2 separate regions of the Homo sapiens genome follow, and region 1 is linked to region 2. The links are chromatin loops, found by intact Hi-C in ENCODE. Cell type or tissue: prostate gland. All regions are shown on one strand. Links, peaks and the distances in the headings refer to the core of each region. The heading gives the core; the rest is flanking DNA. Region 1 has its middle 23 kb from the start of LINC02696. Region 2 overlaps PRDM11 (PR/SET domain 11).

Evidence for each region. Peaks named below come from ENCODE experiments on the same cell type or tissue, not always from the same donor. Only the 100,000 strongest peaks of a DNase experiment are listed, where the experiment ranks them.
Region 1: it touches region 2 in a loop (3-fold over the local background); 4 of 110 quality-filtered maps call a loop at or near these places.

The regions. Positions count from the first base shown.
Region 1 is chr11:45,331,135-45,334,040 of GRCh38, forward strand. No RefSeq gene overlaps it. Among named protein-coding and RNA genes, the nearest start is that of LINC02696, 23 kb to the right of the region's middle. In prostate gland, for the core only: a CTCF peak has its summit at 1,385; a DNase peak (open chromatin) is centred at 1,470.
Region 2 is chr11:45,208,648-45,211,553 of GRCh38, forward strand. All of the region lies in intron 5 of PRDM11 (PR/SET domain 11), which reads left to right. Among named protein-coding and RNA genes, the nearest start is that of PRDM11, 63 kb to the left of the region's middle. RefSeq lists enhancers at 753-1,500, 1,501-2,248, 2,249-2,906. In prostate gland, for the core only: no CTCF peak of the experiment used is centred there; DNase peaks (open chromatin) are centred at 1,364 and 1,984; H3K27ac peaks cover 2,481 bases.

The DNA of each region.
Region 1 (2,906 bases), core at 301-2,800, 120 kb after region 2:
AGAGGCAGGAGGGAGGCTGGGAACCAAGGCTAAGGAAGGAAACCCAGATTTACTCTTCATCCTCCCTCTTCCTGAAGCTCTCCATGTACCCCAAAGCCCAGCCCCCAGTGATAACACTACAGGCCTGTGCCCTAATGGCAGGCCATGCATCAAAAGTCAGAAGATAGTGGGGCAGCCATGCTACTGCACACAACTTGATACATTTCCCAGGAGCCCTGGAATGTCGGCTCAGCTTCGGGAGTCACATCTGACTTCTCTAAGCTTCAAGGCAGTGTTCAGAAGTGAGAGGTGTCCTTCCTCTCCTTCTCATGAGTCTGTGTGGATGGTCAGAGAGCCGTATGTTCTCGTACACACCGTTTTCGAAAGGAGACAGTCCTTGACTTGAGTTTTAGGAATTCTCTTCCCAGTCTTTAGTCATTGATTTCTAGAAAAAAACCTTTTCCTCTTTATTATTTAACTTCTGCCTTCATCCCTGCCACCCAGGCTGAAGAACTGACAGTGAAGTATGCTTTCCTCAAAGGCAAGAGAAGGACAGGGTTATGGAGAGAGTCCTGGCCACGAGACGGGATCTCAGGGGTTTAGTATTAGCTCTGCCTTTAATTGGAATAGTGAGGATGAGTTTGGGTGCTGGAGTCAGACAGGTGCAGGTTCAAGTCCCAGCTAGACCACTTTCAGGCTGCATGGCCTTGGCCAAGTGGCTCAACCCCTCTGAGGCTATAAAATGGGAGTAATTGTGTTTGCAAAGCAGAGATTTGTGGGGAGGATGCATGAGCAAATGCACCGGCTCCGTAGAGCTCGGTACATAGTGAAGCTTCAGTGCTAATGATTATCATGACATTAGGTCTCTTACACCCCCTTCCTTCCCTGACTCAACTAAGTCATGCTGCTGGTCCTTGTCTGCCAGGCTCTAGCACAAGCCAAGAAGTCTCCCTCTTGTGGTTCCTTATTCCTGGAATTCTTGGCCCCCAGCTCCTTGAAAGCCTGGCTGCTCTTCATCTTCAGGCTCGGGGGAAATGCCACCTCCACACAGATCTTGTTCCTGTCCCTCCATCTCTTAACCCCCTCCCCACAATTGCTGATAATTGTGTTGATCTGATCACTTCTCATTGCCCCTGTGCTCCACTCGCCTGCAGCCTTGGTGTGGGAAGGGGCCACGTCTCTCCTGCCACTCTTGTGTCTCCATCACCCATGAGTGTTTGTGCAGTGACATGGATTGACTCAATGAACATTCAATTAACATTTGTTGATTTAATGAGTCACGATGTCTGACCCTGGGTAAACAACACGACACTTGTGGGATTCCGTTTTTCTCATCAGAAAAATGAGGAGGTTGGAATAAAAGGCTGAAACATATTATTTCCCCTAAGTTTCCCATGAACCTGTGAATGAATTCAACGGAACCAGGGAGTTAAGGTGCAGAATTGTTACAGAAACATGGCCTCTTTCTGCCCTCTAGTGGACGAGATGGTGAATGGCACTTCATCATCCCCACCGCCGCCCCCACTCTCCCGCCACTGTTTCTAATATATTAGCCCTGCCAAGAACCACTTCAGAAAGGAAAATATTCAGTGGCCAGAGAAAAGGGGCCATGTCTTCTTCATTAGGGTACACCCAGAGTCGAGCAGTGAAGCGTGGGAGACAGCTAGATTCAGCAGGAAGGGCACTGGTGGGACTGGGACCACCACCTACTCCCTGGGTGAAGTTGGGCGTGGTTCTGTCCTCTCGGAGCCTCTATTTCCCCATCTGTGCAGTGGGCATAATAACATCTACCTCACAACTGTTGTAGGATTAAGTAATGTAAAGTGTCTGGAATGTGGTAGGTCCTTAATCAAGGTTGGTAGCCTCTTGGCTCTTTATACACTTTGTATGAATGAAACGCAGTCACAGACACAAAGGAAAATGTTACAGCCTAGAAGAAAAAGCAAGAAATGTGTGTAAATGAGTAGGAAACGGGTTTATGTACCGGGGAAACATCCTCGACTTGATGTTAGGAGCTTTGAGATTTAGATTTATGAGCTCTGACACTAACAAGCTCTGGGACCCTGGGAACGTTCTGTCTGTCGCCTCTCTGGACCTCAGCGTTGTCATCTGGGAAACAGAAGGTTAAATGACAGCATCATCCAGAAGGCACTCAGCTTCAGGAAACAGAAAACACAACTGACGGTGAGTAGATCCAGGGTCGGCAAACGACAACCCACTTGCCAAATCTGTTTTTGTGCCGCCTGTGGGCTAAGAATGATTTCTACAATTTAAATTGTTGAAAAAAATCAAAAGAATAAATAATATTTTGTGACACATGAACATTATATGAAATTCAAATTTCAGTTTCTATAAATAAAGTTCTGTTGGAACCCAGCCACACTCATTTGTTTATGTACTTATCTAGGGCTCTTTTCCCGTGACAATGTCAGAGTTGAGTGGTTGCGGCTTGGAAAGCTGAAAATATTTACTATGTGTCCATTTGAAAGAACAAGTTTGCTGACCTCCGACTTCACTAATAAAGATATTTAGCTGTCTCACATAACCATAACATTCCCGCTGTTCTCTTGGTCTTCTCTCCTGATCACAAGATGGCAGCCTCGATTCCATGAGTCACATCTACACACAGCCTACATTTAAGACAGGAAGTAAGGAGCAGGGGGAGAGAAAAGACTTTCTTCTGCCGTGATTCCTGTGCCCAGAAAGAAAATATTTCCCGGAAGCCCTGCAGGAGGCTTCTCCTATCTCATTGGCCGGAATGAGGTCACATGGTGGACCCTGGACCAATGCCTGCAAAGGACCTACCCTTCCTGAGATGAAGGGATCTGGCCTTCTAACAGAGACAAAAACCAGGGCTCTGTTAGCATGAAAGAAAGGGGGCAGGGGGCACGTGCCGACCAAAATCATTAAGACCCCTTGCCTAATAG
Region 2 (2,906 bases), core at 287-2,786:
TCGACTCTGAGTTCAGTGCTCCCTCCCATGTAACGCCGTCTCTTCTTTCCACCCTCCCCTCCGAGGAGTAGTGGAAGGGACCTCTCAGTAGGAGGAGGGTGTGGTGGGGGCCAGGTTGCCCCAGGTGCCTCCTGGCTCCCCAGCTGGGGGCCAGCAATTAGGAAGGAGAACCACCTGCATTGACGGTCATTTACCCAATTGTGCTTTGTGGGATATTCAACCCAAGGAATGTGGCACACCTGGCTGAGCGTAAGAGGAAGCCCAAGTTCTCCAAGGAGGAGCTGGACATTCTTGTCACAGAGGTGACCCACCATGAAGCAGTGCTCTTTGGGAGGGAGACCATGCGGCTGTCCCATGCTGACAGGGACAAGATTTGGGAAGGCATAGCCCGGAAAATCACCTCCGTCAGCCAGGTGCCCCGCTCCGTCAAGGACATTAAGCACAGATGGGATGACATGAAACGGAGGACCAAGGACAAGCTGGCCTTCATGCAGCAGTCCCTGTCGGGCCCTGGGGCCGGGGGCCGGGCCCCCACCATCGTGCTCACGGCCCACGAGAGGGCCATCAAGTCGGCGCTGCTCACGGCCCGTGCAGGGCGCGGCTTCCCCAGGGCGGAACTGGATGGCACCGACAGCCCTTCGACCAGCTGTGAGTATCACCAGTCCCCCCCGCCACCCAGCCGGCTGCCTGCCCCCCAGCTTACAGTCCACAGTCTCCCACCGACTTTCCCTCTGGTTCTCTCCTGTCCCTCTCTGTCCAGCCCACTCTTTCCATCCTCCCCTCCTTCTCCCACTCTTCTCCTCTCCATCCCTTTTTGCATTCATTCTCGAATATTTACTGAGCATCTCCGTGCCAGAGCCGTGCTAGGAGCTGGGAAGACAGCTGTGTGTAAACCCCACGCAGGCCCTGCTCTTGGGGAGACCCTGGACTCCTAGGAATAAACCAACGTTAAATAATTGCACGAGTAAACTGGAAACGAAGGGATGGAGGACACAGGAGTCCAGGAGGTCCCGAGAGCAGGGCTGACTTCATGAGCATGCAACCTGAACAGTCACAGGGGCCGCGGGGTTTCAGGCTCTGCTGTCGCCATCTGGACATTCTTCATAGTTTTTGAGCCAGGGGCCCCACGTTTTCATTTTGCATTTGACCCTGCAGGTTATGTAGCAGCTCTGTCTGAGAGTTAAGGAGTGGGTAAAACTGGCTCCACTGGGGACTGGGGAGGGCTCCCTGAAGAAGTCCAGCGGACTAGGATGTGAAGAGTAAGAGTTAACCAGGCCAGGCAGCAGCGTGGGGCGCGGAGAAGGGGAGGGGAGGCGCGCAGGCAGAGAACAGCATGTACGAGGCCCCGCATCAGGAAGGCGCTTGGCACGTTCCAGGAACAGTGAGAAGCCAGGAAAGCCCAAGTGTAGCAGCGCGGGGGAGGGGGCTGGAGACGAGGCGGCCAAGCTGTGAAGGCCCGGGCCGGGCCATGGAAAGATCAGTTCCTTTCTGTGTCTGGTCCTGACTGCTTTGTTCCTCTATTATTACTCCCCTGCCTGAGCCACGCTGCCTGCCCCCACTTTTCTGTGTGCTGCCTCTCAGCTCCCTCTCCATCCTCCTGGCTGCTCCGCCACCCGCTCCCCACCCCTCTTCTCCCTCTGTACTTGTCCCTGCCTTTCCTCTCTACTTCCTGTGTCTCACATGCACTTTGAAGCCAGGGCCCCAGCGGCCGAGGCGGGTGTCCCTTGGGGCTGGAGTTCTAGTTGGGGCTCAGCAGAAGGGGGAGCACTAAAGGCCTCCGCAGGGACTGCAACCCTTCCTTTCCACTTCTGCACATCTCCCCCGTGCCCCGCCAGCTGCAGTCCCCACTAGAGGCCGTCTGCCTGACCGGCTCGTGAGTGGTGGGAGCCAGGCAGGAGGGGCCCCAGGGAAGCAGCCGTGGCTCAGCCCATGGGAAGGTGCTTTGCAAAGACTCACTTGCACCTTCCCTTCCCGGGCCCCCTGCCATTGTGATCCACTTGCTTCCTGTTTGGCTGGGGCTCCTGACAGGTGGCAGTTCACAGAGTCAGATGTTTAGGACTGGAAAAGAACATGGAGACCATTTAGTTCAACTTCCTTGCAATGCAGAAAGTAAGCTCTGAAAACCAAGGTGGCCCTGAGCTCAATTCAGAAGCAGGACTTGAACCCGGGTCTGCTGGCTTCCTGTGAATCAGTGTTTTCCTAAGTCTTAAGAGGATTCCACCCCGTGATAAGAAAAAATGGGGGGGTCAGCATCCAGTAAAGCCTGTTCCCTGCATCCTGCTCCGCTCACCCCTCCATCTCCCTGAGACTGAATGTAATGAGGCCACCAAAGGTAACCTGGGCTGGCAGGGAGCCCGAGTGTGCCATCAGGCAGAGCCCGCTCACCCCCATGGCAGGCTCACAGCCCTCCTTTTCCTGGCAGTGGCCAGCTGCGGCAGCACTCGGCCAGGGGCTTGGCAGAACGGGGACCTGGGAGGGAAGGAGCAGCATCACCTCGCCGGGTCTCACTCCTTCCAACACTGGCCATGCTAGACAGGTCTCTGGGATCTCAGGGGATGGCTGCTGTCCCACCAAACACTGCCAAGAGACACAGGACTCTTACCAAGCTGGCCCAAGTGAGCCCCCAGGACCCCTGGGAGGCATGAGGTAACTGTAAGATAAACCTGTCTGTCCTCCCCATCACCTTCCTGGGGGGTGGTTCTGAGTTGAGTCCGCAGATCCAGGCAGGGAGGGCTTGCCTGTCAGTAGGGTCAGCCCATACATCATTTAATCCTGCCACAGGGATCAGCCCATACCCTTGGTCACCAGAAAGCAGGACCCACATGTGCAGAGGCTGGGCCCCCTCCCTGTGTCCGGCTGCAAGGAGCAGTCTGTCCGATGGCCCCTGTGGATGGGAGCACGATGTG